Linked DNA regions of Homo sapiens: all the other regions are linked to region 3. Evidence: read pairs that join two places in POLR2A ChIA-PET (ENCODE). Cell type or tissue: MCF 10A. All regions are shown on one strand. Links, peaks and the distances in the headings refer to the core of each region. The heading gives the core; the rest is flanking DNA. Region 1 holds the start of COQ10B (coenzyme Q10B). Region 2 overlaps RFTN2 (raftlin family member 2). Region 3 holds the start of MOB4 (MOB family member 4, phocein).

Region 1 (10,371 bases), core at 1,338-9,337, 63 kb after region 3:
CCCGTTACTCAGGAATCTGAGGCAGCAGGATCGCTTGAATACAGCACTTCGAGGTTGCAATGAGCTATGAACACACCACGGGCACTGCAGCCTGGGTGACAGGGCGAGACTCTATCTCAACAAAAGCAAAAACAAAACAAATAAAAACCAACTGTTGCTGCGTTCTCCTTTACCTTGCAGTCTCCATTTCAATGCATATATGTAAAAACATGTCTAGTTAACCAGAAACTTATTGTTTGAGGTACTTCTATGTACAAATGTCTGCTATATGCTTGTTCACCTAAATATTTTCAACTTTCCTTAATAAGATTATTACATAAGTGACTGGGTGAGGTGGCTCATGCCTGTAATCCCAGCACTTTGGGAGGCCGAGGCGGGTGGATCACGAGGTCAGGAATTCAAGACCAGCCTGACTAACATGGTGAAACCCCATCTCTACTAAAAATGCAAAAAATTAGCTGAGTGTGGTGGCAGGCGCCTGTAGTCCCAGCTACTCAGGAGGCTGAGGCAGGAGAATCACTTGAACCCGGGAGGCGGAGGTTGCAGTAAGCCGAAGTTGTGCAACCACACTCTAGCCTGGGTAACAGAATGAGACTCCGTCTCAAAAAAAAAAAAAAAAGAGAAAAGAAAAAAGATTATTACGTAACTATTTGACTATTTGACACTACTAGTCATTTAGTCATTGCTGGCCAGGATAATTCAATTTAAATTATCCACATATTTACTGAGCTCCTATTCTAAGTTAAGACTGTGCTAAGTACTAAGGATATAATGGTGAATAGAACAAACATAAGCCTTATGAAGATTATATTCTAGTTGAAGATTGATTCAAAAAAGTGCTGAAGAAGAGATGCAGGGAAGAGGGAGGTGTAATTAGGACCTCCTTTAGACAGGGTGACCTAGGAATCCCTTAAAAGATTTTAGCTGAGACATAGTGGACAAGGAGTTAGCCATGCAAAGAGAGAAAAGAAGTGTGTACATATATAATAACTGTGTGTGTGCGTGTGTATGTATATACTAATACACATAGGCATTAGTAGCATTTAATACCTCATTCCATTTATTTATATATATGAATACATATACATATGTACATACATATATATGTAAATGGAGTGGATCGCACCACTGCACTCCAGCCTGGGCGACAGTGATTCTCCGTCTCAAAAGAAGAAAAAAAAAAAAGAAAAAGAAAATATGACCCCAAAGTGTAAAACACAACCCCAATTAGAGAGAGACAAATTTGGGCTCTATAATACAATGAAGAACTTTAGAGCTGTTTATAAAAATTGAACACACTTATTACAGAGAAAATGAAACAGAGGTCAGTGAATTTGCTTAAGGTAAATACTACATGACTATCTGTTAAAATGTAATGGAGGCCGGGTGCGGTGGCTCACGCCTGTAATTTCAGCACTTTGGGAGGCTGAGGTAGGCGGATCAACTGAGGTCAGGAGTTCAAGACCAGCCTGGCCAACATGGCGAAACCCTGCCTTTACTAAAAATACAAAAATTAGCCGGGTGTGGTGGCACGTGCCTGTAATCCCAGCTACTCGGGAGGCTGAGGCAGGGAAAATGCTTGAACCTGGGACGCGGAGGTTGCAGTGAGCCGAGACGGCACCATTGCACTCCAGCCTGGGCAACAGAGCAAGACTCCCCGTCTCAAAAAAAAAAAAAAGTAATTGAAAAGACACATAAACTGTATATGGGTAAACTTATTAGGACCTTTTAAGATTTTAAGATTCCTATATATTCAGCTATAAATAACACTTCATGAATGAAAATATAAAAAAGCAAGATGGCTTTGTGAATTCTAAATTTTCTGGGACATCACAAGTAGTAGTTGATTTTATAATAGTGGTAAGAGCATAATTCTATGTTTCGATACATACAATGCATAGTGATCACATCAGGGTAATTAACACATCCATCATCTCAAACATTCAACATTTATTTGCACTAGGAACATTCAATATACTCTTTCTACCTATTTGAAACTATATATTATTGCTAACTATAGTCATCCTACAGTGGTATAGAAGACGGATCCCCAACGCCCAGGCCATGGACTGGTACCTGTCCGTGGCCTGTTAGGAACCAGGCTGCACAGCAGGAGGTGAGTATTACCGCCTGAGTTCTGCCTCCTGTCAGATCAGCGGTGGCATCAGATTCTCATAGGAGCCAGAACTCTATTGTGAACTGCACATGCGAGGAATCTAGGTTGTTTGCTCCTTATGAGAATCTAACTAATGCCTGATGATCTGAGGTGCAACAGTTTCATCCTGAAGCCATCCCCCACCCCACCACCCCCATTTGTAGAGAAACTGTCTTCCACAAAACTGTTCTCTGGTGCCAAAAAGGTTGGGAAATCGCGGGTACAGACCATTAGAAATGTATTCCTCCTATCTAGCATTAATTTTGTATCCTTCAACAAATCTCTCCCTATCCCTTCCTTTCTCCCAGCTTTCCCAATCTTTAGTATCCTCTGTTCTAAGATCAATTTTTTTTTAATTTATTTTTTACTTATTTATTTTTTTGAGATGGAGTCTTGCTCTATCACCCAGGCTCGAGTGCAGTGGTGTGATCTAGGCTCACTGCAAGCTCTGCCTCCCGGGTTCACGCCATTCTCCTGCCTCAGCCTCCCGAGTAGCTGGGACTACAGGTGCCCGCCACCACGCCCTGCTAATTTTTTTGTATTTTTAGTTGAGATGGGGTTTCACTGTGTTAGCCAGGATGGTCTCGATCTCCTGACCTTGTGATCCGCCCACCTCAGCCTCCCAAAGTGCTGGGATTACAAGCGTGAGCCACTGCGCCCAGCAAGATCAACTTTTTTTTTTTTGAGATGGAGTCTCGCTCTGCCGCCAGGCTGGAGTGCAGCGGTGCTATCTCGGCTCACTGCAACCTCTGCCTTCCAGTTCAAGCGATTCTCCTGCCTCAGCCTCCCGAGTAGCTGGCACTACAGGCGCCCGCCACCACACCCAGGTAATTTTTGTATTTTTAGTAGAGATGGGGGTTTCACCATGTTGGCCAGGATGGTCTTGATCTCTTGACCTTGTGATCCGCCCACCTTGGCCTCCCAAAGTGCTGGGATTACAGGCATAAGCCACCGTGCCTGGCCAAGATCAACTTTTTTTAGCTTCCACATATGAGAGAGGACTCGTCATGTGTAACTTTCTGTTCCTGGCTTATTTCATTTAACATAATGCCCTCCAAGTCCATCCACGTTGCTGCAAATGACAGAATTTCATTCTTTTTTATGGCTGAATAGTATTCCCATCGTGTATTAATATATACACCACATTTTCTTTATCCATTCTTCTGTTTTATTGTTGTTGTTGTGTTTGAGTCAGGGTCTCACTCCATCACCCACGCTGGAGTGCAGTGGTATAGTCATGACACACCGCAGCCTCCACTGCCTGGGCTCAGGTGATTCTCCCACCCCAAGTCCCAATGAGCTGGGACCACAGGCATGCGCCACCAAGCCCTGCCAATTTTTTACTTATTTGTAGAAACAAGGTCTTGCTATGTTGCCCAAGCTGGTCTCAAACTCCTGATTTCAAGTGATCCTCCTGCCTCAGCCTCCCAAAGTGTTGGGATTACAGGTGTGAGTCACTGTGTCCGGCCTTGTTTATTTTTTGAGACAGGGTCTGGTTCTGTTGCCCAGGAATGAGTGCAGTGGCCCAAACAAGGCTCACTGCAGCCTCAACCTCCTGGGTTCAAGTGATCCTCCCATCTCAGCCTCCTGAGCAGCTAGAACCACAAGCTTGCACTAACACATAGCCAGCTAATTTTTCTGTATATGTGTATGTGTATACACACACACACATTTTTTTTTCTTTTTTTTGGTAGAGACAAGGTTTTGCCATGTTGTCCACGCTGGTTTCATGAGCTCAGGCAATCCTCCCGCCTCAGCCTCCCAAAGTGTTGGAATTACAGGCATAAGCCACTGCGCCCAGTACCATTCATCTGTTGTTGGACACCTACGTTGATTCTGTATCTTAACTACTGTGAACAGTGCTGAAACCTTTACTTGAAAAAAGATGAGACCTTTGCTTCTAAAGAGGTGAATTGGGTATCTGGTTGACTTTTTACTATATATAAAGGTTCATGTATTTACTGGGAGGCAATACATGAACCTTTGTACCAGGTTCATGTATTGCCTCCCAGCCTACCCAAAAAAATACCCTTACACAATCTGATTACAAGCCTAAGGAAAACACCAGTGTTTAAAGCAAACTAACAGGACATTTTCTGATCAATCTGCATGCTATAGTTACAGTGGCCTGGACAGCACATCTATTTTCATGCACTGCCAGGAATACTATGTCTTAAACTACGATATGAAGATACACACATTCATATATACAGTTAAACCATGAAATGAATACTGGACAACTGGACCACATGGAGAACAGCTTTTTTGTCACTCGTCTTCCAGTACCACTCTCTCATATACTTAAGTATAATAAAGGTCAGAATCTGATGCTTAACATTGGAAATGAACGCAAACTGCCGCCCTCATTATCATAAACAGTATTTATCTTGGAACTGAAGCCTCAATTTGATCATTAAAGCAACTGTATTTTTCTCAAAAGTAAGTGTTATTTGCAAGACAACATTTTATAAGAGTAATACAAACAGATCTCAAGTATGATGGCGTTATTCTGCTTGAAACTACTTTTTGAGGTTATTTCCTAAAGCAGGAGTAATTTTATGATTTTGTTTGTCTCATCCAACATTTGTCTAAAGGGATTTGGATTTGGTAAGGTTGTTGGTGTTTTTAAAAATTCTTCATTGAATCTTTTTTTAAAAAAATTATTTCCTTGTTTCCAGTAGGGTCGGATCTTCATTTAATCTAAATGTCCTGGGGCTCAACTAGATTTGTGTTTTCTCTCCCCACCTCGTATTTTGTACACCTGAATTCATTTTAAACACACTAACTTTAATTTTCAAGAATATTACAATGTTATTAGTAAAAGGAAACTAAGTCGTACAAGTATGGTATCCGTGTCCCGACCTCCATCTCCACCCCCACCTACCAAAAAATGAACCAACCAGGAAAATCGAAAGCTGACTATGCTTCAAGGTTACAGGACCTGTAAGTTACAGCAGAGTGAAAAAATCCAAGTCCCTTATGCTGGCTGTATTTAGTTTTGTAAACACTAAATGGCGAGGGCAAAGCACTCTTTCAGAAATTGGGAAAACGCATCTGACCATCTGGCAGGTAGAAGGAACCGGAGAAGGGGGCTCACCGCCAAACACAAACTCCCATACAGCCAGCAGCCGGCAACCCTTCTGCGCAAAGTTAAAACTTTCCAACAGCAGTAGCAACAAGCCATAGGGGAGGAGACCGGAAGAGCCCAAAGGCACCAATGGCCAAATTGCTTCCAAAGTCGCTTCGCCGATGATTCACCGCCTCTCACGAGGCAAACGAGCCACGAACACAGCCTTGGGCCCAAGGTGATGCGCGCCGCTCTTGAGTCCCTCAGATGCCAAACGCAAAAAAAAGCCTTCTCCTCTAAAGACACGGAAATGCACCGAGTCCGGCTCTGCCTCACCCCCAAATCCTTCCGGTCCCCCAACTCGGCAGCCAAAATCGAAAACTACTCTCGTCTCAGCGCCCCCGCTGTTGATTACCTGCCATTCCGCACGGGCGCCTGCGCCCCGGCCGCTGTCGCCGACTTCGGACGGCATCCCGAGACTACCCTTCTCAAGGCCGTATGACCAGTCCGAGCTGCCATGATAGACTCTCCGAAGCCGGTCGTCACCTCCCGGACCAGCCCTGCAGCACCGCCCTCCTCTGGTCGGGCCCGGAGCCCGGCTCCGGTCTCTTCCAGCCAATGGACTGGCCGCCTGCGCAGCCTGACACGCCCCTTCTTCCCTTCCGGGTTGCACGTCGCTGACACACGCTGACCGTAAACGTTCCCGTCAGCCTGTCGGCCAATCGGAGCTGCGGGCCCGCCAGGACACACCTCTCTCTCCTGACCGACCAATCGCTTTTCCCGTGCGCTCGCGCAATTTGCGTAATACTCAGTGACTGCTCAGTCCACGCCCCGCGCAGGAGCTGTTCCTGGATTAACCAACTGCCTGGTTCTCCTGGGGTCCGCTTCCGGGAGGCTAGTCAGTGAGCCCCACCCCCCCGGGGGCTGCGGGAAGCCCCAGGGCTTGAGTGTTAATTCTGTAACTGTCCGAACCCGTGAGTGCGGAGCCAGACAGGCCACCACTCCTGGCTGCGAAGCCTGGCTGTCAGCGTCCTGCTTGTTAATGATTGTCTAATACAATGCCTGCCTTGCCTATCTCACGGGGTAATTGTGAGGGCAACATAAGGTCCTGTCATTAGGAAAGACTCAGTTATCCAGCAGCAGTTCCGTCTGCCTTCTTCCTGCGTGTCCCACATTTTAATTGGTGTTCTCGTATGATTTGGGTTTCCCTTATTCCATACTAATCAGACGACTTCGCTTTGATTTACTTGTTTTGGTGATCAGTCATCAAGTCCAGACTTCTTGTTCCCTCAGTTTGTTTTCAGGTCTTTACTTAAGGTTTGTGCACCAATAGTTTTCCTGCAAACTGTAAAGTGAGGATGACAATACTACCTATTTAATATAGTTTGGGTGTAAATGAGATTGTTGATTAAATGTAGTCAGATATTTGTGTGGCACCTACTAGATGCTGGAGAAGTGAGCAAAAGTCTTCACTGTCACAGAGCTTATATCCTAGTGGGGGAAAGAAACCAATTAGTATATAGTGCAATGGCAGCTTGTTATATGTCCCATAGACTAAACAGTACAGCAGGGTAAGGAGATGAAGAGGGAGGAATATGGTAGGGTGCTGTTTTATATAGGGTGGTTAGGAGGGGCTCTAAGAGGATGACACTGAACAAAGGCCTAAAATGAAGTGAGGAAGTGAACTCTGATTACTTGGGAGAAAATGGGCCGGGCGCGGTGGCTCACGCCTGTAATCCCAGCACTTTGGGAGGCCGAGGCGGGCGGATCACGAGGTCAGGAGATCGAGACCATCCTGGCTAACACGGTGAAACCCCGTCTCTACTAAAAATACAAAAAATTAGCCGGGCGAGGTGGCGGGCGCCTGTAGTCCCAGCTACTCAGGAGGCTGAGGCAGGAGAATGGCGTGAACCCCAGGGGGCGGAGCCTGCAGTGAGCCGAGATTGCGCCACTGCACTCCAGCCTGGGCGACAGCGAGACTCCGTCTCAAAAAAAAAAAAAAAAAAAAAAAAAGAAAAAAGAAAAAGAAAATGACTTTCAGGTGTATGGAACAGCAAGTGCAGAGGCCCCAGGCAGGAACAATCTTGGCATGCTTTAGGAAGAGCAAGGAGTTTGGAGCACAGTGAGAGGAGGAAAGTGGTAGGAAATAAGGTCAGCGAGGTAGGCAGAGCTTAGTGCCACGGAAGCCATAGTATGCTACCAATTTTTTATTGTATTCTAAGCGTGAAGGAAAGCCATTAGAGTTTGAGTGCAGAACAGTTACTTGATCTGATTTACATTTAAAGCAATATTCCAGCTGTTGTGCCTATGATTATTTTCTCCTCTTGCTTGGTTTATTGCAGTCACCCCTTACTAGATACATTGAAATCATCAGCTACAAGGTTTGTCAAACATTTTGCAGTACAACACATGATGTACTTGTAGATTGAGGTGGTTCTGTAGCTGCATGGACAATTCTGTATCAACTACTTTCAAATACACAATCCTTGTATGTCCGGAATTGGTGGGTTCTTGGTCTTGCTGACTTCAAGAATGAAGCCACGGACCCTCACTTGTGAGTGTTACAGTTTTTAAAGATGGTGTGTCCCAAGTTCACTCCTTCTGACTTTCAGACGTGTCTGGAGTTTCTTCCTTCTGGTGGGTTTGTGGTCTCACTGACTTCAGGAGTGAAGCTGCAGACCTTTGCAGCATTACAGCTCTTAAAGGCAGCGCATCTGGAGTTGTTTATCCCTCCCGGTGGGTTTGTGGTCTCCCAGGCTTCAGGAGTGAAGCTGCAGACCTTCGTGGTGACTCTTACAGGTCTTAAAGGTGGCACAGACTCAATGAGTGAGCAGCAGCAAGATTTATTGCAAAGAGCAAAAGAACAAACCTTCCACAACATGCAAGGTGAACCCAGAGAGTTGCTGCTGCTAGCTCAGGCAGCCTGCTTTTATTCCCTTAGCGGACCCCACCCACAGCCTGCTGATTGGTCCATTTTACAGAGAGCTGATTGGTCCGTTTTCACAGGGTTCTGAGTGGTGCGTTTACAAACCTTGAGCTAGACACAGAGTGCTAATTGGTGCATTTACAATCCTTTAGCTAGACACAAAGTGCTGATTGGTGCGTTTACAAACCTTTAGCTAGACAGAAAAGTTCTCCAAGTCCCCACCCATCCCGGAAGTCCAGCCGGCTTCACCTCTCACTGGTACTCCCGGGGTCTCTGCAGCACCTAGCCTAGGCACTCTGGCAGCCCAGAGGGAGCTCGTCCCTGGATCAAGCCCAGAAGGCGCCGGCCGCGCCGAGTGCGGGGCCGGCCGACCCCATGCCCACCCAGAACCCGTGCCAGCCCACGAGCACCACGCGCAGCCCTGGCTCCCACCTGTGCCTCTCCCTCCACACCTCCCGGCGAGCAGAGAGAGCCGGCTCCTGCCTCGGCCAGCCCCAGGGAGGGGCCCTTATAGCGCAGCGGCAGGCTGAAGGGCTCCTGGAGTGTGGCCAGAGCGGACGCTGAGGCGGCGCCAAGAGCAAGCGAGGGCTGCCAGCACGTTGTCACCTCTCACTTGCTCTTCTTTAAATCTTAAATATTTCCAGTATTCCAGTAAGGTCTTCTTTAAAGCACATTTTCAGGCCAGGGACAGTAGCTCATGCCTGAAATCGCAACACTTTGGAATGCTGAGGCAGGAGGGTCGCTTGAGGCCAGGAGTTTGAGACCAGCCTTGGCAACATGGCGAGACCCCATCTCTACAAAAAAAATGTTTTAAATTAGCTGGGCATGGTGGTACACGCCTGTAGTCCCAGCTACTGGGGAGGCTGAGCAAGAGGATCACTTGAGCCCAGAAGTTTGAGATTGCAATGAGCTGTGATCATTCCACTGCATTCCAGCCTGGGTGACAGAGTGAGACCTTGATTCAAACCAAAAAGAAAAGAACATGTTAAATGACACCAAGGGGACACTATCTGCCAACTCCAGAATGCAGGAAATTCTATAAGACAAGTCACCCAGTTTCTTCAGTGAGTAAATATCAAGTAAAAAAGGAAGGGAAGGGGGAGACAGTTGTAGATTTAAAAGATGTAAAAGGCTTTATTTTGATTTTCTTTTGCACAAACTAAATATTAAAAAAAGGTATATGAGACTAAGAAATTTGAAAGCTGGATACTAGATGATTTTAAGAAATTTTTGGCCGGGTGCAGTGGCTCATGCCTGTAATCCCAACACTTTGGGAGGCAGAGGCGAGTGGATCAAGAGGTCAGGAGTTTGAGACCAGCCTGACCAACATGGAGAAACCCTGTCTCTACTAAAAATACAAAAATTAGCCAGGTGTGGTGGCGCATGCCTGTAATCCCAGCTACTCGGGAGGCTGAGGCAGGAGAATCACTTGAACCCGGGAGGTGGAGGTTGCGGTGAGCTGAGATCGTGCCATTGCACTCCAATCTGGGTAACAAGAGCAAAACGCGGTCTCAAAAAAAAAAAAAAGCCTTGATTACATTGTTAGTAAGGACTGTGTTACGATTATAAACACATTTACTGGTTGATGTCAAATTCACTGTAATCATAGAACTAATCTTTTTACGTGGGTACTTTGCCCTACTGTCTATATGATGCCTTTTTTTTTTTTTGAGACCGAGTCTCACTCTTGTTGCCCAGGCTGGAGTGCAATGGCGCAATCTCGGCTCACCGCAACCTCCGCCTCCCTAGTTCAAGCAATTCTCCTGCCTCAGCCTCCCGAGTAGCTGGGATTACAGGCATGCACAACCATGACTGGCTAATTTTATATTTTTAGTAGAGACGGGGTTTCTCCATGTTGAGGCTGGTCTCAAACTCCTGACCTCAGGTGATCTGCCTGCCTCGGCCTCCCAAAGTGCTAAGATTACAGGCATGAGCCACCACGCCCGGCGATGACATCTTTTTTGAGCAACTAAATTTTAAATTGTATATACTTTATTTTGTGAATACTTCTTGAATGTGCTAAAAGTTAAGCTCTATGGTAGAGAGGCTGGGCACGGTGGCTCACACCTGTAATCCCACACTTTGGGAGGCCAAGGCAGGTGGATCATGAGGTCAAGAGTTCGAGACCAGCCTGGCCAACATGGTAAGACCCCATCTCTACTAAAAATACAAAAATTAGTTGGGGGTGGTGGCTCGTGTCTGTAATCCCAGCTACTCAGGAGG
Region 2 (10,371 bases), core at 1,558-9,557, 83 kb before region 3:
CAAAAGAATAAATGTAAAGGGGGAGGGAGCTTTTTTATCATGTATAAATCTACAACTATTCTTCTACATGTCACCCTTAAATATACTATTTTAAAACAATTTTTGTGATATAAAACACTCATATAGAAAGTGCATAAAACACACGCTGGGTGTGGTGGCTGACATCTATAATCCCAGCACTTTGGGAGGCCCAGATGGGTCACCTGAGGTCAGGAGTTCAAGACCAGCCTGGCCAACATGGCAAAACCCTGTCTGTACTAAAAATACAAAAATTAGCCGGGCATGGTGTCACATGCCTGTGGTCACACCTACTTGGGAGGCTGAGGCATGAGAATCGCTTGAGCCCAGGAGGCAGAGGTTGCAGTAAGCCAAGATTGCACCACTGCACTCCAGCCTGGGCAACAGAGTGAGGCTCTGTCTCAAAATAAATAAATAAATAAATAAATAAATAAATAAATAGAATGTGCATAAAACACAAATGTGCATAATTATGCACAAAGACCTGTGTCATCACAGCTGGCCAAAAAAATAGAATATCACCCACACCCTAGAAGCACCTCATGTGTCTCCCCATCACATTCACTTCCTCCACACAGAGATAACATTATCCCCACTTTTAGGATAGTCATATCCTTGCTTGCCTAATAGTTTTACCACTTATGTATGAATCCCTAAACAATACAGTTTAGTTTTGCCTGTTTTTTAACTTTATATGAATGGAATCATATCATATATATTCTTTTATGTGTTGCTGCTTTCACTTAACATTGTAAGTTTTACCTATGCCGTGTGCAGCAGTTTATTTATTCATTCTACTATGTATGTGTCCATTCAGCTGCTGGTGGTTTGCTGTCTCCAGTTGTTGGCTATGACAAACAATGCTGTTCTGAGTATGAGCAGAGATCTTGGTGCACACATGTGTGAGTTTCTAGAAGCAGAATTGCTGGGTCATAGGGCACTTCTTTAGCTTTGTTAGATAAATACCAGATTCTTTTCAAATAGATTGTTTCCATGTACACTCCTACTAGCAGAGTGTCAGAGTCACCATTGTCTCAACACAAAATATTATCATACTTTTAAATTTTGCCATTTTGATCGAGAGTATGTAGTGTGATCTCAGTGTGACTTTCATTTGTAGTTTCCTAATTACTTGCTGAGATTGAGCACATTTACATATGTTTATTGGCCACTTGGATTTTTCTTTCATAAAGTACCTGTCTTTTTGCCCACATTTAAAATTCTATGTTTTTTTGTTTTTTGTTTTTGCTTTTTTGAGACAGAGTCTCACTCTGTAGCCCAGACTGGAGTGCAGGGGCATGATCTTGGCTCACTGCAACCTCCACCTCCCGGGTTCAAGCGATTCTTCTGCCTCAGTCTCCCAAGTAGCTGGGATTACAGGCACCCACCACCATGCCTGGCTAATTTTGTTTTTCTTTGTAGTTTTTTTAGTAGAGACGGAGTTTCACCATGTTAGCCAGGCTGGTCTCGAACTCCTGACCTCCAGAGATCCGCCTGCCTCACCTCCCAAAGTGCTGGGATTACAGGCGTGAGCCACCACACCCGGCCTAAAGTTCTATTCATAAGGCCAGGCACAGTGGCTCACACCTGTAATCTCAGCCCTTTGGGAGACTAAGCTGGGAGGATAGCTTGGGCCCAGGAATTCAAGACCAGCCTGGGCAACATAGCAAGACCCCCATCTCTATACAAAATTTAAATTTAAATTTAAAAAATCTCTACCTATAACTTACTTAAATATAACAGATAAAGAGTCCTTTATTTGTTATGCATGCTGCAATTATCTTCACTAATTCTGTGGCTTGTCTTTTTACTCTATGATGTCTTTAATTAACAAAAGGTTTTAATTTTAAAATCGACAAATGTACCTATCTTTACCCTTTTTAGTATATTGTTTAAGAAATCTCTCCCTTCATTGAAGTTAGTGTAGAAAGGAAAGAGTGAATTATTTTAAAATATGAGACTTTTTTTATTATTATACTTTAAGTTTTAGGGTACATGTGCACAACGTGCATGTATACATGTGCCATGTTAGTGTGCTGCACCCATTAACTCATCATTTAGCATTAGGTATATCTCCTAATGCTATCTCTCCCCACTCCCTGCACCCCACAACAGTCCCCACTGTGTGATGTTCCCGTTCCTATGTCCATGTGTTCTTATTGTTCAATTCCCACCTATGAGTGAGAACATGCTATGTTTGGTTTTTTGTCCTTGTGATAGTTTGCTGAGAATGATGGTTTCCAGCTTCATCCATGTCCCTACAAAGAACATGAACTCATCATTTTTTATGGTTGCATAGTATTCCATGGCATATATGTGCCACATTTTCTTAATCCAGTCTATCATTTTTGGACATTTGGGTTGGTTCCAAGTCTTTGCTATTGTGAATAGTGCCGCGATAAACATACGTGTGCATGTGTCTTTATAGCAGCATGATTTATAATCCTTTGGGTATATACCCAGTAATGGGATGACTGGGTCAAATGGTGGTGGCGCACACCTGTAGTCCCAGCTACTCAGGAGGCTAAGGCAGGAGGATCACTTGAACCTGGGAGACAGAGGTTGCAGTGAGCCAAGATCACGTCACTGCACTCTAGCCTGGCAACAGAGCAGGACTCCATCTCACCAAAAAAAAAAAGATCTTGGCTTTTATATCTTAAAGAATGTAGAACAACTTTCTCCCACCTATCCATAAATTCTAAGTACTATAGCTCTCAAAGATGCTTGAAATTATGGGCACATATTGAACCAAGAAGAAGTTCAAGTTGTCCTTGTAACTTCCTACAAAAAAATTTTTTTAATTTAATTATCAGCTGGGGGCAGTGACTCACACCAGTAATCCCAGCACTTTGGGAGGCCAAGGCAGACAGATCACCTGAGGTAAGGAGTTTGAGACCAGCCTGGCCAACACAGTGAAACCCTGTCTCTACTAAAAACACAAAAAAAAAATTAGCCAGGCATAATGGCGCACGCCTGTAGTCCCAGCTACTTGGGAGGCTGAGGCAGGAGAATCACTTGAACCCACAAGGTGGGGGTTGCGGTGAGCCAAGATCACGCCACTGCACTCCAGCCTGGGTGACAGAGCAAGACTCCATCTCAAAATAATAATAATAATAAAAAAAAGATAGTGTCAAACTATAAATAGAACTTTTTTTTAGTTTCATTTTTGTTGCTTGTTTGTTTTTACAACTAGTACTAGTCACTGTTGAACAAAACTGAATTCATTTGGGGGAATTTTAAGGCAAAGCTTTCAATGATTAATCTTTTATGTCACACTTTAATACCACGGATCATGAACTTGCTCCTGTCTCTTCTTCCGTTTGCCACACTAACATCAGGACCTGTGTGGTTTGCTTAAGTAGTCTAATTGGCCCAAGAAAAATGAACATTTGTGTTTATTTTCTTCATTATTCTCCACTATAACTTCTGAACATTATAAGGTGGAATGCTTAATTTAGGATGCTAAATAAAAATCTGGAATTTGGTAAAATAAGCTTAGACTTATCCACTAATTATAAAGTTTTCTAGTCAGAATAGAATTAAACTAACCCACATCTTCCTGTAGTCAGGGCTTCAGTGAGCTCTACAAGCAAATGTAGTCACTCTACATTTGCTTGTAGAGCTAATGCAGTATTGTAGAAAGAGTGGGAACTAGAGGAGACCCAAGACAAAGGTCTTAAAAGCTGAGTCTCAATTTCCCTATCCATAAAATAGAGAAAATGTCTGCTCTGCACACCTTAAAGGATTATCATAAGAAACAAGCATGTTAATGTACACAGAAAGGACTTGGAACGCTGAGAGCACTACAGGAGTCAAAGTTGTTTTTATTAGTTTAGTCCAAGAGATCTTCTGTTAGTGGGAAGACCCAATCTTCTTGATAGTCATGCTGTTGTCACAGCAAATCCCTCTCCCTCAAATGACATTCACATAGAATCTTCTTTGTGCTTTCTTATGAAATGCATAGAAGAAGGCAGGGAAGAGAAAAGGAAACATTTCTGAGCATCTCCTATGCTCCAGGGTCCATATCCAGGGTGTAGGAACTTTACATCTACTATCTCATTGACAATGTTCAACCACTTCTGCCTGCAGAGAACTCAGCCTGCCCTGGCTGACCTGTCCTTCATGCAGCCTGTGCCCTCGTGCTGACCACAGCACCAGGGATCATCTGCTGCCCTCAGAGATGAAGGGACTAGTCAATGTTCTCATCACTTCTCTGTAGACTGTTCTCTATACTTGTCACCAAAACAGTTTGTACTAGAACTTTTTCAGAATTTAAATTACTATCTCTAAATCAAGCATATTTTCCAAAGTTGCCTTTGTTTTCTAATACATCAAAGCATGACTGTCCATTAAAGTCTAAAACAGAACCAGAAGATTCTTAAATCCCTCTCAGGAAGATACTAAGTCACTTACTTAACTAACAGCACCTTTTGGATGAACCTTTTTGTAGGGAATAAGAGATGTGGGCTCTGTCCTCTGAAACCATCCAGGGCATTTGAAACATCCTCTCAGGTGCCATAATGACCACCAGTTTGCTAAGGGAAAAATATTCTATCCCAATTCTGTAAATAGAATTATCTCAGGAACCACTGAGAACCATAAGGGACTTACTTGCTTTACCAAATAGGCGTCCCTCTATAAGGCTTCAGACCTCTTTCCCTTAGGTCTACCGTGATTAGAGCCTCGAAACCAAAACAAGTTCCACATGGTCTCACAGCTGGTCTGAAAGTAGCAGGACCTATTTTAAATCAAAATGGCCCTCAGAAAACCAGGGACATAGAAGTTTCCGACATATCTCAAATTAAGGATCTGACTATGAGGACGTCCCCAAGAGGTAGGCAGATGCTGACCTTCCAAAGTCTTATTTGAGCATCTGGATGCTGTCTAAAGTTGTCAGCCTTTGACAAACCATCTCCATGTTTGCTGTTTTATCTCATTAGACTCCCCAAACAGCACTCCCCATAGGGCCACTGGAAGGCATTACTCGTCAGTTTCAACCGAACAGTTTTAAAGCTCGTGCTTAGGCCAGGCGAGGTGGCTCATGCCTGTAATCCTGGCACTTTGGGAGGCCGAGGCAGGTGGATCACCTGATATCAGGAGTTCAAGACCAGCCTGGCCAGCATGGTGAAACCCCATCTCTACTAAAAATACAAAAAAAAGCCAGATGTGGTGGTGTGTGCCTGTAATCCCAGCTACTTGGGACGATGAGGCAGGAGAATCCCTTGAACCCGAAAGGCAGAGGTTGCAGTGAGCCCAGATCATACCACTGCACTCCAGCCTGGGCAACAGAGTGGAGACTCCGCCTCAAAAAAAATAAAATATAAAATAAAATCAAGCTCGTGCTTAAAAAGCTTCTGCCCTTTCAGAGGCAATTCCCCTTCACACCACAGGAGGGATAGGTTTGACAGTGCTCTTGCCTCACTGAAGTAGCTGTGGAGGGTTCGCCCTCCCCTGTGCCACATGTTTCACCTCTCTGCATACTGTGTTAAATATCAAGTAGAACGCTGGCAGAGAGAATCCTATTTCAAACATACAGGCAATGATTCTCAACCCAGGATCGAGCAGTGTACTTCACACCATCTGAGGACTTTTTTCCTTGACATACACCCCTAACCCACCTACCTCCACCTCCAACCCACCGAGCCTTTGATAAGCCACCTCCTTCCTCTTTCTCCTTCTCACACTGCCTCGGGATCCGCTGGTAGAGATACTCTTTCATAATTTGGGGTTGCTGCCAGAAATTGTGTCACACTGCAGAGGGAGTAAGTAACTCCTCGCCCACATTCCAAATTCGTTTATATTTTAGACAAGTCAGGTCAGGAATAAATTGGTAAACTAAAGATGGTGAAAAATATGTGTCCTCAGCATGGCTCTAGGCAGCCTATCCAGCTAAAATTGTCCAAAACATTTAAGGACACAAGTCACATTAGAAGAATATGGTAAGGCTGGGCGCGGTGGCTCACGCTTGTAATCCCAGCACTTTGGGAGGCCGAGGTGGGCGGATCACAAGGTCAGGAGATCGAGTCCACGGTGAAACCCTGTCTCTACTAAAAATACAAAAAATGAGCCGGGCATGGTGGTGGGTGCCTGTAGTCCCAGCTACTCGGGAGGCTGAGGTAGGAAAATGGCGTGAACCCGGGAGGCGGAGCTTGCAGTGAGCCGAGGTCGTGCCACTGCACTCCAGCCTGGGCGACAGAGCGAGACTCCGTCAAAAAAAAAAAAAGAAGAAGAAGAATATGGTAAAATAGACATCAAGGATGCTTCCAGAAAATAAGCCCTTTTTGTTTCCACACTCCATACCAACAGGAACTGTTGGTGGGTTTTATTATTCAAGGAAAACAGTGAATGCCTTTGATAGTAGCAAGTATCACCAAGTAATCCCCAAGGCCTGAGAAGTCCACACTTCCAAGTCTGTCTCTTCTGGTGATGGTTCCCAAATTTACTGTGCATCAGGGCCACCTGGGCAGCCTGGTGAAATGGAGATTCCAAAAGACTGGAGTGGACCCTGGAATCAACAGGCACCTCAATGTTTGGAATGCACGGTAAAGTTTGTAAAGCCTGCCGTAGGTCAAACATCAGATCTTAGTGCATTCAGAATTGCCCCATCCACAGTTAGTGTGAAAGAACTCCCTGTAAGGTCTCCAACAATCCCTACCCCAATGCGTTCCTGCTTTCTCTTCAAGAAGAATAATTCTACCCTGATCCCTGCTTCCCATCTTCGGATCGTTCCAGACCTGGTTCTTTCATGTAATTCTCCACCTGGATCACACACCTGGAACATTACCCAGAAGGTCTCTTCTGCATTCCCACGTACCCTGTCCCTTGAATTTGTTTTTCTTTTTTCTTTACTTTTCTTTCTTTTAAGATAGGTTCTCTTTCTGTCACCCATGGTAGAGTTCAGTGGCGTGATCAATAGCTCACTGCACCCTCAACCTCTGGGCTCAAGTGATCCTCCTACCTCAGCCTCCCGAGTAGCTGGGACCACAGGCATGTACCACCACACTTGGATAATTTTCTTTTAATGATTTTGTAGATACAAGAGTCTCAGTATGTTTCCCAGACTAGTCTCAAACTCCTGGGCTCAAGGGATCCTCCTCCATCAGCTTCACAAAGTGCTAGGATTACAGGCATGAACCACCATGTCCTGCTGTCCCTTGAATTTGCTCTCTGGAAGATATTCTTGATTCTGAAACTTTTCTCCCCTTCCCTTAACTGCACCCTATATTTCACTAAATGAATGGAAAAGTGGAAGGAAATCACAGTTGTTGTGTTCCTTCTTGTGGCAAGCACAATGGGAGGCTCTTCATGCACTCTTATTCTTCACTTATCACTTATTGAGGTCCCTGATAGAAAAAAATCAGAGAGGCTGGGCGCAGTGGCTCACACCTGTAATCCCAGCACTTTGGGAGGCCAAGGCAGGCGGATCACCTGAGGTCGGGAGTTTGAGACCAGCCTGACCAACATGGAGAAACCCCGTCTTTGCTAAAAATACAAAATTAGACCAGTGTGGTGGTACATGCCTGTGATCCCAGCTACTCGGAAGGCTGAGGGAGGAGAATCACTTGAACCCAGGAGGTGACGTTGCGGTGAGCCGAGATCACGCCACTGCACTTCAGCCTGGGCAACAAAAGCAAAACTCCATCTCAAAAAAAAAAGAAAGAAAGAAAAAGAAAACACAATTTACGGATTAAATGATTAAAGGCGTCAGCTATTAGGTACTATGACAGAGTTTGGATTTGAACCCAGGAACTGTCTGGTTCCAAAGCCATGGCTTTTTCCAGCACACTTCATGCTCCCAAAACATGTGACCAGCTTTTTCTGTACACATGCTAATCCCGCCCGTGTACCAAAGCCTCATGATGATTTGTTCCCAAAGTTACTACATATTTTATAAAAGTTTTTTGTTCCAATCAAAGATAAGGTCAAAATGGAATGAGATTAGACTAGAAACAGCCTTTCAAAAATAAAAAAGAAGCAGTCTCCTGTTATCACTTTGAGGAAGATTTGATATTTCTCAAAATTCAGTGGTATCAGTAAGGCTGGGATTTTCAAATGGTATGCAGTTGACATATAACTCTAAAGCCAGAGTTTCAGTGTTGCATTCATTTTCCAGAAAAAGGGCTCAGCATAAAATGCAGCTAATAGTAAGGTTTTGTTGGGGTTTTTTGCATAATAAAAGTCGTAACTGAGCAACATTAGCTACAGACACTCCTCCCCATAAATCCATGGAGACTCTGTGAAAAGCATTTCAGAGGAATACAAACCCCAAGCAGTCTTTGGCAAGGGGTAATTTGCCATGATGATAGTTAAATAAGGAGAATACTGAGTAGCTGACTACAAAGAAGCATCTGAAAATAAATCTAGCTATAGTTGAAGTCCCTCAATTGAAAATGGATGTAAATTTTCTCACATGTGGCAGCCTAAATTAGTCTCTTCTGTTTATAAGGCAAGTTTGACAATGCATACCAAGAAGCTTAAATCATAAGATTTGACCTAATAATCCCACTCCTAAGTATTCATTTCAAGAAAATAATTCATAAGAGGAATATGATACATATTTTTTATAATAGCATCATATATTTATAACTGGCAAGAAACTGGAAGCAACCTTATTTTCCAATAATAAAAGAAAGGCTTAGTACATTTTGGTATCTTAATTCTTTGAGTTATTATGCAACCATTAAAAATAGGATTACAGTGTACAAACAAGGAAAAGAGCATTCAGTGAAGGGCATAGAAACAAAATATAAATGTGCAGTGATCACAGACATGCAAATTACACAAGCTGATAAAGACTAAGAGGGGAAACAAAGAAATGAAAATATTGATGTTAGCTTGGTGAGATTACAAGTGTCTTTAAACATTAAAATTATTTCCTTTTATAGTGACCATATTCAGTTTTTAGGGGTTTTTCCTGTTTTTCCAGATGTGGTTTTTATAGAATTATATTTTACATTCTTTCCATCACTGGAAGAAAAAAAAGATTTATATTTTATAATTATTTTTGGTCAGAAGATTATTTTACAAAACTACATATGGAATGTTCTAGCCAATTATGAAATATAGAGAATTACTAACTCACAAATACTAATACTATTGTTTTAATTTGCAGTGAAGGGAATTTGGCTACAAAGCAGATCGTATTCCTTCAGAGGCCAGTTATGTGGAATTCAGCTGCTCAAACACCAGATGTGAGTAAAATTGATGCTTTATTAACTGAATGTTATATTGAAGCATTTAATCCTTAAACTCTCATTGTAATTCCAAATAAGAAAGCGTGGACATGATATGGAAACAGTCCTCTGAACCAACCTATAAGGGAAATGTGCTAGCAATCAGGCAACATGAAATAGTTCCAAAGGGGATTATAATATGCCATCACAAAATATGCCACTTTGGCAAGAGGATTACTTTGAGCTGAAGGCAATTAAGAAACAGCAGACACAGGAGGAACTCTCTGTCCTCCACCTTTCTGCTGAAAAACAAGGGCACACATGTCACTTTATAAAGGCGACATAAATTTCCATTTGTAAACGTGTCTAATCACCAGAGACAATTCACACTGAAGAGTCTGCAAAAACAAACCTTACTAAAATAAGCTTGATCTTCCATTCGTTTACCCCATGTATTTGCCTTCTCACAATTTACTTCCCCAGAAGCCCAAACTCCTTTTCCCTCATCTAGTCACCTGTCCACAACTTACCACCCTTTGTTAAAATGGTATATAAACTCCCAGGTCTTCTACACCAAACTGCCTCTTTGGGTTTTTGCTACTTTTCTGTGAAAAGACTGTGTGCATTGAAAATAAACCTTTTCTCCTGTTAATATGTCTTTTGTCAGTTTAATTTGTAGTTCTCAGCTACTGAACCTAAGAGGAGAGAGGAACAGTTTTTTCTGCCCTTACAGTTCTAAATCTTGTGAATGAATGTGCCTGATCTTGCAATGCATCCATGCAACCTTGGCTATATTGACCTTTGGCAACACTTTTCTTTTATGTTATCTACTCAAGTTTATATTTTTTCAGCACTTTGCTGAAGGGCTATTCTGATCCTCAAGTCACCTTGATCTTACTGGATGCACAGCTGGAATACAATGATTGAATGAGGCAATCTGTGCATTAATAAAGCATAACTTGCAAAACAAGAAATTTGAAAATGGACCAGAAAACTATTTAAAGTGATTCTTTTTCTGTATCTAAATCAAGAAAACGTTGTTTTATGTTTTCGGGCAAAGCTGCAGAGATTTGAAAAAAGAAAACATTGTTTAGTACATTTTAAAGTTATCTAAACTATCAAAGAGCTAGATTGACTGTGTGTATAATACAGTCATGCTAAATTGTCTCACATTAATTTT
Region 3 (10,371 bases), core at 1,302-9,301:
ATGAAATCTGGGCACCTTGGAAAAAGAACAGGATAACAGCAATTGTTCAGGGAATAAGAGAGATAACCTTAAACTCTGACCACTGGTGAGCCGGGCGGAACAGAGCCATATTTCTCTTCTTTCAAAAGCAAATGGGAGAAATATCGCTGAATTCTTTTTCTCAGCAAGGAACATCCCTGGGAAAGAGAATACACGCCTGGGGGTGGGTCTATAGACGGCCCCCTTGGGTATGGCCGTCTTCTATGGTCGAAACTGTAGGGGTGAAATAAACCCCAGTCTCCCATAGTGCTCCCAGGCTTATTAGGAAGAGGAAATTCCCACCTAATAAATTTTGGTCAGACCGGTTGCTCTCAAAACCCTGTCTCCTGATAAGATGTTATCAATGACAATGGTGCCCGAAACTTCATTAGCAATTTTAATTTTGCTCTGGTCCTGTGGTCCTGTGATCTCGCCCTGCCTCCATTTCCCTTGTGATATTCTATTACCTTGTGAAGTACGTGATCTTTGTGACCCACACCCTATTTGTACACTCCCTCCCCTTTTGAAAGTCCCTAATAAAAACTTGCCGGTTTTGCAGCTTGTGGGGCATCACGGTACCCACCGACATGTGATGTCTCCCCCGGACGCCCAACTTTAAAATTTCTCTCTTTTGTACTCTGTCCCTTCATTTCTCAAACTGGCTGATGCTTAGGGAAAATAGAAAAGAACCTACGTGACTATCGGGGCAGGTTCCCCGATACAAATGTTTATGGTGATGGATACCCCATTTACCCCCCTGATGTGATTATTATACACTGCATGCTTGTATCAAAATATCTCATGTAACCTACAAATATATACACCTACTATATACCCACAAAAATTTTAAAAAGAGAAGGAAACATCAAATAAACCAGCTTTCTGTTAAAGGGAATATTTTTATTTCTTCTTCTTTTTTTTTTTTTTTTTTTTTTTTAAGAGACGAGGTCTCACTTTGTTGGCCAGGTTGGTCTCAAACTCCTGGTCACAAACAATCCTCCAGCCTCAGCCTCCCAAAGTGCTGGCATTACAAGCATGAGCCACCATGCCCAGCTTAAGGGGGATATTTTTATAGAGCATCTTGCCCTGGTTCTGGAATTCTCTGTAGATAATACAGTTAACAGATATTCCCCTAAGTGATTAAGAACCTTTCCATTTGACTGATTTTTCAGAAAAGTTTACCTATGTAACCTCAGTGGGTAGCACAATGCCTGACACATCTTTGAAGCTCAAATGTCTCTGAGGTAAAACTTGGTGGGGAGGAGGTAAGAGTAAACCAATAATCTATAAACCTGTATATAAACCTGTAAAAACAATCAACAAAGATTAAGTCTTCAAAACCTTGAGCAAAAAAAGCAAATTAGAAGTAAACACAGTGTATATAAAATGAATAAAGTTTAGGCCGGGCGCGGTGGCTCACGCTCAGCACTTTGGGAGGCCGAGGCAGGCGGATCATGAGGTCAGCAGATCGAGACCATCCTGGCTAACACGGTGAAACCCCATCTCTATGAAAAAATACAAAAAATTAGCCAGGCGTGGTGGTGGGCGCAAACCCAGGAAGCGGAGTTTGCAGTGAGCCGAGAGTGCAGCACTGCACTCCAGCCTGGGAGACAGAGCGAGATTCTGTCTCAAAAAAAAAAAAAAAAGTTTAAGTGCAAGGCATACTTATGGATATAATGCATATATAGTAAAAGTATACAGAAAAGAAAAGGAATGATAGGGTAGAAGACAGAGAATGTCTTCCATAAGGATTCAACTATAGTAGCAATGTCCCCGTTTGGACAGTAGGTAATGAGTACACCTTTTTAAGTGTCTTAAACATTTCATCTTTTTTGAAATAGCTGGCCTATCTGGATGAAAATGAACTAATTTTATTAAAGGAAAATATCAAGAAATAAAACAATCTTCTAGAAATGGTTCCAGGATTCCTTTTCTTAGACATTATCTATTAAAGAGCAATTCTAAAATTTTTCCTATATGATCTAAAGTTTCTACCAATACTCTGTCTATTCTTTCCTTTTTAAAAAAACTAAGGAAGTTTACAGAATGTTGTTTTTAAAATATTAGAAAACACATGTACAGTTGGCCCTCCATATCTGCAGGTTTAATCTGCAGATTCAATCAACCAGGAATTGAAAATATTCATTTCAGGGGAGAAAAAAAATACAGAAAATGTTATATTGTTGCTGACATGTACTATGTACCTAGTTAGGTCTAAGATAGTTGCGTATGTACTAAACATGTACCGGCTTTCTTTTTGGTCATTATTCCCTAAATACAGTATAACAACTATTTACAGAACACGCATTGCATTAGGTATTATTAAGTAATCTAGAGTTGATTTAAACTATATAACAGAATGTGCATAGGTTATATGCAAACACTATGCCATTTTACTTAAGAAACTTAAGCATCCTCAGATTTTGGTATGGGGTGGGGGTACGGAGTTATCCTGGAGCCAATCCCCAGAGGACACCAATGATGACTATATATAGAAAAGATGTTGAGAATGAAATGTTTCGCCTTCTCATAACTGTGACATATTTTAGATGCCTATGAGAGACACCAAAAATTCAGCTTAATAAAGATTCTCATCTAATTCAACCAACAAACATTTATTGAAAACCAACTATGAAGCCCAGCGTGGTGGCTTGCGCCTGTAATCCCAGCACTTTGGGAGGCTGAGGCGGGAAGATCACTTGAGGTCAGGAGTTCGAGACCAACCTGGCTAACACGCTGAAACCCCATCTCTACTAAAAATACAAAAAAAATTGGCTGGGCGCAGTGGCTCATGCCTGTAATCCCAGCACTTTCAGAGGCCGAGACGGGCGGATCACGAGATCAGGAGATCCAGACCATCCTGGCTAACACAGTGAAACCCCATCTCTACTAAAAATACAAAAAAAAATTAGTCAGACGTGGTGGTTAGCGCCTGTAGTCCCAGCTACTCGGGAGGCCGAGGCAGAAGAACAGCGTGAACCCGGGACGTGGAACTTGCAGTGAGCCAAGATCGTGCCACTGCACTCCAGGCTGGGCGACAGAGTGAGACTCTTGTCTCAAAAAATAAAATAAAATAAATAAAAATAAAAATAAAAATAAAATTAGCCGGGCGTGGTGGCAGGCACCTGCAATCCCAGCTACTCAGGAGGCTGAGGCAGGAGAATCACTTGAACTTGGGAGGCAGCGACTGCAGTGAGCTGCGATCGTGCCACTGCACTCTAGCCTGGGCGACAGAACGAGACTCTGCCTCACACACAAAAAAAAAAAACCTCCAGGTGCAATGGCTCACGCCTGTAATCCCACCATTTTGGGAGGCCCAGGCGGGCAGATCACCTGAGGTCAGGAGTTCGAGACCAGCCTGGTTAACATGGTGAAACCCAGTTTCTGCAAAAAATTAGCTGGGCGTGGTGGCACGCGCCTGTAATCCCAGCTACTCGGGAGGCTGAGGCAGAAGAATCGCTTGAACTCGGGAGGTGGAGGTTGCAGTGAGCCGAGATCGCACCATTGCACTCCAGCTTGGGGGCAACAAGAGAGAAACTCTGTCTCAAGAAAAAAACAAAAAAAAGAAAGAAAGAAAGAAAAAGAAAAAAGAAAACCAACTATGTGCCTATATTCCAGTCTAACCAACTTTTTTTTTAATGTAGGAAGATACTCCACCTACTCTCCTATAGTTTTTTGTTTGTTTGTTTGAGACCGAGTTTTGCTCTTGTTACCCAGGCTGGAGTGCAATGGCGCGATTCCGGCTCACTGCAACCTCCGCCTCCCGGGTTCAAGCGATTCTCCTGCCTCAGCCTACCGAGTGGCTGGGATTACAGGCGCCCGCCACCACGCCCAGCTAATTTTTTGTATTTTTAGTAGAGACGGGGTTTCACCGTGTTGGCCAGGCTGGTCTTGAACTCCTGAACTCAGATGATCCGCCTGCCTCCACCTCCCAAAGTGCTGGGATTACAGGCGTGAGCCACCGCACCCAGCCCTCTATTATAGTTTTTAATTTTTTTTCTTTTGACCCAATAGGGAAGGAGATACGGTTCTAAATATATCATTTTAGAACAGATCCATTTCACTAAACGAAATTCATGTGATAAACAAGATAGGACAAACTACGGCGTAAGCAGTCTTTTTCATTTTTTATCCTTTTTCTGTTATATTTTATCTAACAACCTTGATCCATGACAATGTGAAAAAAAAAGACAATAAGTTTTCTTCTATGTGACTTACAGCAACATAGCAAGTATGTTACGATATTAAATATTTTATTTTCTAACCTTTCAAAATTAAGAACTTATGAATAAATGAGATGACTCTCAGAATATGAACAGAAAAGTCTACTTCTGAACATAAAAATGTAATCAGAAACAATGTTTCCACAGAATAAGATGTAAAGGTATCTGAGAAAAGAGCATGAGGAAGAAAAGTGTGGAAACGGTAAAAAGCAAGCATATGTAACGGATAAATTTCCAGTAGTATGAAAACAAAACTGTCAGTAGGAATAACTGACAGCTTAATGTGACTCCAAAATAAGACTTTAAAATTTTCTCTGAAATTCAGCACTAGAAGCAGCTTGTTAAAGAGAACAGGTCACCAGTGAATTAAGAATCAGGAGACTATGTATCCTTGGGCAAATCCACTTAATTCTCTTGGGCTTCAGTTTCCTTATCTGTAACATGAATCTGGGGAGGTAATCAATACCTGTATGCCCCCTTCGAAAGGTGTTCTTTCCATAATTCTGTATAAGAAATTAAAATCTATTCTCAGACATACAATCATAGCTCCACGATTGTTTTGTTTCAATTTTCATTTGCATCACTTTTTAACATTTTATAAACACATCTCTTCCGATTTCAGAGCATCTAGTCTATAGCAAGCCATTTCGGCTAGCAATTAATCAGTTCAAGTCTGGATGCCAATTTTATTTATTTATTTTTAATGTGAGGCATCCCATCTTTTCCAAACCCTAAGAAACAATGCCTAATCAAGCACCAATTTACCACACATAATGCCCTACAAAAAAGCTGACAAAATTATAATCAGTTCATTCTCTGACTATGCTTCACGCATATTAGCAAGGAATGACATCTAACAAGTCACAACTTAGTGATGAAAACTTGCTGGACCAGAGAACAGCTCCAGGGAAAGCGGCAGGGAGAGGTGGTCAAAGGGAAACAAGGAGGAGAATATCGGCACCCGGATCCGGCTAGACAAGCTGGATGGCAGGAAACGGGTAGGTACTTCCCAGGCCAGGTAGGAACTGGACGCCGGGTCGAGGTAGGCTGTGTTTACACCCCCTCCCACCTCAGCGGCCCCGACCTTCAGGAAACCCCGGGGGTCTCCACCAGGCTGGTCGCGCCCCTCCAATGCTAGTCAGCTGGGGCTCAGGGGCAAGGCGAGAAGAAGCCGTTGCTGCTGACAGGCTCGCAGCCCAGGGCTTCGGCAGGCAGGTACCACCAGCAGACCCCACCCGCCCCTCACGCCTACCCCTGGGTCGGAGCTCCGCAGGCCTCACGGCGGCCGCCACCGCCTCAGCCAAATTGAGGGGCTGCAGCTCCGGAAGAGCAGGCCGGGCACCAGTGCCCCAGCCCGCCCGCCTGCCGCCTCGGCCCAACCTCCCCGCAGTGGCGGCCAGCTTCCGGGCGCAGCACTGCTCGGCACCTAGTTGCCCGACAAGAAAAGTGCAGACATGGTACCTGCGCCTTGGTGCCCGGCCTGTTCCGCCTCAGCACTGCCGTCCCCTCCGCCATGACCATAGTGCCAGCGTCTAGGCGGCTGGAGTCGGTACCCGGATGTAGGGACGGCAGCCTGCGCGGGGGGCGGGGCAGAGCGGCGCTCTGCGTCTGGGAGGAGGAGCGGCAGCTGACGGAACAGCTGCAGCCTGCGCCGGGAGCCGTCCGGGTAGAAGCGGGCTAGGCGGAGGGAGAGGGCGAACGAGGAACAGCCGGACGGCGTCGGGTGGCTACTGGCAGGGACTGAGGCACCGGAAGGCGGGCGCCACGAGCCTCTTTGCGAGGGCTGCGGGGCGGTTTGAAAGGTCGTGATCGCAGCGACCGCTGCGGCAGTGTGCACGGCTGCGTTGCACGTTGGTATGGGCTCTCGTTAGTTACACGGGAAGAACGAACTTCGTATAGTGGCGACCGTTTCAGTAAACCCACCTGCAAGCAAATACTTAGAGAACCGTAATTCTGTCCCAGAAGCCACCTAAGGAATCAGGGTAGAAAACAGGCCAGCAGTCTTGGCAAATTCTATAGAACCTGCGTGAAATCGACCCAATCTGAAATCAGACGGGGGATTTGAGTGTCAGTGTTATTTACGCCATCCGGCGACTTCAAAGCCAAGGACTTTTTCAATGACAAGTTTGTTTACGTAGATAAAAGACGCAGATGTCAATTATGTGAGATGAAGAGTGGACATCTGGTTTTGTGCGTTAGGCAGACAGATTTAGCTCGTGTTTTTCAAGTCAGAAGCAGGAGGAGGAAATTAGTAGTCCTTGACAGGTGGTGAGGGTTTTACATCTTACAGGATTCCACATTTCCTTTGTTGCAAATTTTAAGTGTTCTCTCTTAAGAAACCACAGCATTTTCGCAAACTTTTTTTCCTGCTTAGAAACCTTGAATCTTTTATCTGGGGTGAGGGAGGCCTTGGGATAGCAGATGGGAAGACAGTTCAAAAAGTAAAAAACGCATACAGTAGCATGATTTCCAAAAGAAGAAAACATCAAGTGTCCCTAGATAGAAGGTGTATTGAGAATGCTGAGGGAAGGGCCATGTAACAGCTTCCAGAAATGGAATTTGAGAGGAGAGGAGAGGTTGAGTGGGTCTCTAGCTGAGTAATTGTCAGTGACTTAGAACTAGGCATTGAAGGGTTTAACAACAGGAAGTTGGTTCTCTCTGGAAGATGTATTGACTGGTAACTCTTCAAGAATAGGGACTTAATTTTGCCCTCCCAGAACCAGCGTCTACATATGAAAAGATTATTCGTTCAACAGATACTCATTAAGCCCCACTATATGGTAGGCACTAATGTACAAGTATGATAAGGCTCAGTCCTTCACTACAAATTGCCTTGACTCCAGCAACAGAGACGTGCAAATCACAAATTCTTATACAGGTTAAGTACCCCTCATCTTAAAGTTTGGGACCAAAACACTTTCAGATTTCTGATTATTTTGGATTTTAGAATATTTGCATATACATAATGAGATTTCTTGGGGATGGAACCTAAGTTTAAATGTGAAATGCATTTGTTTCCTATACACCTTACACACATAGCCTGAAGTTACTTTTATACAATACTTTAAATAGGCCGGGAGCGGTGGCTCACACCTGTAATCCCAGCACTTTGGGAGGCTGAGGGGGGCAGATCACTTGAGGTCAGGAGTTCCAGACCAGCCTGGCCAACATGGTGAAATCCCATCACTACTAAAAATACAAAAATTAGCCAGGCGTGGCGGCAGGCGCCTATAAAACTTCAAATAATTTTGTGCGTGAAACAAAGTTTTGACTGCAACCGGTCACAGAAGGTCAGGTATGGAATTTTCCACCTGTGGCATCATGTGGATGTTCAAAGTTTCAGATTTGGGAGCATTTCAGATTCTGGACTTTTCAGATTATGGATGCTCAACTTGTATTAAATGCAACGAGAGCCTAGGACAAGTGACACGTAAATGTTGCCTCCCTTAGAGAGATGGGTTGGGTCTATGAGATAGCAGAGTCCCAGGGAGGCCTCTTGGTCTATAGATAACTCGCCTCACTTACTGCAAGGATTACGTTTACATTTCCCAGATTGTGTGATATTTCCCTGAGCTGTAAATAGTCACCTATAGTTGAATGGAATCATCTTCACTTTCTCTTAATTCCAGATTTGTTAAACTGTTTCAACCCATCTGAAACCAACAAAAAACGTGAATGAGTAGGTGTTAAATTCGGGAACAAAATGCACATTCGTTGTTTTTGAAAAGTCCAATAAAGTTGCATTCTGATGTCAACCCTGGCCTTGTTCATAGGAAGGACCTTGTTCTTTAGGGATAGAATGTTTCTAGCTCATAACCTTCACATTTTCATTCCTCTGTCAGCCTGTAGATTACGTACCTCCAAACAAGACAAATTTTATAACTAGGGTTAATTTGTCCGGGGTAGGAGGAGAGAGAAAAGAAAAACAAAAAGCATGATCAACAATAACAGTTACATGAAATACTTGAATATTTCAGGTAAAGGAGGAGTGGAGTGATCTGTTTAAAGGCAATATGCACCAGTAGGAATAGCTCTGGACTGGGATTCGGAAAATCTAGATTCTCTTGCCTGTTAACTGTTAAGACATTGAACAAGCTATCAAATAAATGTTTCTTCATGTGTAATGAAGATTGTGCATAGCAGTTCTTTCCCTCTGCCCCATAAAGTATGAAAGCAAGCATAAAATTAAATATGGAACCTTGAAGCTTTAGAAGAAAATATTTTATAAAGCCAAAGTATCATAAGTAATTTCAAATTATCCATGAGCTTCAAATCATTGACACATTAAAAAAAATTATCCAATAAAAATTCACTTTGGGGAATTTTTAAATCCAAATAAAAGAGTTAATGCAGGCCATGTGCGGTGGCTCAAGCCTGTAATCCCAGCACTTTGGGAGGCCGAGGTGGGCGGATCACGAGGTCAGGGGTTTGAGTCCAATGTGCCCAACATGGTGAAACCCCCGTCTTTTCTAAAAAAAAAAAAAATACAAAAATTAGCTGGGCACAGTGGTGTGCGCCTATAGTCCCAGCTACTCAGGAGACTGAGGCAGGAGAATCACTTGAACCCGGGAAGCGGAGATTGCAGTCAGCCGAGATTGAGCCACTGCACTCCAGTCTGGGCAACAGAGTGAGACTCCATCTCCAAAAAAAAAAAAAAAAAAGAGTTAATGCATATTATGTGCAAGGCACTGGGCTAAGTGCTGAAAAACATGAAGATATATAAGACAAGCTTTCCTCAAAGAGCCTTGAAATTAATGGGAAAGCATCTTATGTAGATTACTACAGTACAAGGCTGAACGCCTTAAGTATTGAAGCAGCCCCTTTCACATGCTCTTTGCAAACAGCCTCTGATCTTGCTCAGTGTTCTTCTCTCATGCTATGACCAGGGAAAGGTAAACCCATATCTAGCTGAGGGATAAATTCCTGTTGGCCTAAGTGTGAAAGGGCCAGCCTCTGTGGTTCACACCTGTAATTCCAGCACTTTGGGAGCCTGAGGTGAGAAGATTGCTTGAGCCCAGGAGTTCAAGACCTGCCTGGGAAACATAGTATAACCCCCCCCACATACACCCCCATCTCTACAAAAAAATACAAAAATTAGCTGGGCATGGTGGCACACACCTGTAGTCCCAGCTACTCAGGAGGCTGAGATGGGAGGATTGCTTGACGCTGGGAGTTCAAGGCTGCAGTGAGCCATGATTGCACCACTGCACTCCAGCCTGTGTGACAGAGTGAGATCCTGTCTCAAAAAAAAATAAAACAAAGAAAAGAAATGTGAAACGATGTAATGAAGCACTTTGGAGAAAGATTTACTTGCTCTTCAGAAGATACCAAAAGAGATGCTCTCTTTTTTCTGCCAATGGACATCACCCAATATGGGCCTGCAGCAGCCATTCTGGCTTAAAGGAAGCCAGTCTAAAAGCAAAGTTGGCACACTGTGAATGATGTATGTAGTTGTCATGTGTCTTAAAGTGTGGATAGCATTTATGTGCAGAGCTACAGGAGATTTCATTACAAGCCGAGCAAAGTTGAGGCAGCAGGGAAGCATGGGAATGTATATTCACAGTTGAACAAGTCAGTGCCTATGTATGGTTTCATACATCTTCAACGTATTATTTGAACATTATTCTCTGTCTGTTTTTTTGTTTTTTTTTTTTCTTGAGACAGAGTCTCACTCTATCGCCAGGTTGGAGTGCAGTGGCGTGATCTTAGCTCACTGCAACCTCCACCTCCCGGGTTCAAGCAATTCCCCTGCCTCAGCCTCCAGAGTAGCTGGGACTACAGGCGTGCACCATTATATTTTAGTAGAGACGGGGTTTCACCACGTTGGCCAGGATGGTCTCGATTTCCTGACCTTGTGATCCACCCGCCTCGGCCTCCCAAGTGTTGGGATTACAGGCGTGAGCCACCACGCCCAGCTTTTTTTTTTTTTTTTTAAGAGATTGTCTCACTTTGTTGCCCAGGCTGGTCTCAAACGTCTGGCCTCAAAGGATCCTCCTGCCTTGGCCTCTCAAAATGCTGGTATTACAGGTGTGAGACACTGGGCTTCACCCTTTTTCTTCCCCTTTGAGACAGTGTCTTATGCTCTCACCCAGGCTGGAGTGTAGTGGCATGATCACCACTCACTACAGCC

What was found. Peaks named below come from ENCODE experiments on the same cell type or tissue, not always from the same donor. Only the 100,000 strongest peaks of a DNase experiment are listed, where the experiment ranks them.
Region 1: POLR2A ChIA-PET joins it to region 3 with 37 read pairs; 32 of 35 experiments call an interaction of 5 or more read pairs at or near these places.
Region 2: POLR2A ChIA-PET joins it to region 3 with 32 read pairs; 11 of 35 experiments call an interaction of 5 or more read pairs at or near these places.

Annotation. Positions count from the first base shown.
Region 1 is chr2:197,448,931-197,459,301 of GRCh38, reverse strand. It overlaps COQ10B (coenzyme Q10B), which reads right to left and starts at 5,750. Exons shown (of 5, transcript NM_025147.5): 1 at 5,638-5,750. The coding sequence starts at 5,741. RefSeq lists enhancers at 5,228-5,277, 5,478-5,527, 5,548-6,027, 5,472-6,088, 6,148-6,217 and 1 more. In MCF 10A, for the core only: no CTCF peak of the experiment used is centred there; DNase peaks (open chromatin) are centred at 5,371 and 5,931.
Region 2 is chr2:197,594,829-197,605,199 of GRCh38, reverse strand. RFTN2 (raftlin family member 2) reads left to right here. Exons shown (of 9, transcript NM_144629.3): 8 at 9,131-9,209. Among named protein-coding and RNA genes, the nearest start is that of RFTN2, 76 kb to the left of the region's middle. In MCF 10A, for the core only: a CTCF peak has its summit at 5,432; DNase peaks (open chromatin) are centred at 5,439 and 5,729.
Region 3 is chr2:197,511,478-197,521,848 of GRCh38, reverse strand. All of the region lies in intron 2 of HSPE1-MOB4 (HSPE1-MOB4 readthrough), which reads right to left. MOB4 (MOB family member 4, phocein) reads right to left here and starts at 5,783. Exons shown (of 8, transcript NM_015387.5): 1 at 5,703-5,783. The coding sequence starts at 5,762. RefSeq lists a silencer at 5,725-5,944. In MCF 10A, for the core only: no CTCF peak of the experiment used is centred there; a DNase peak (open chromatin) is centred at 5,858.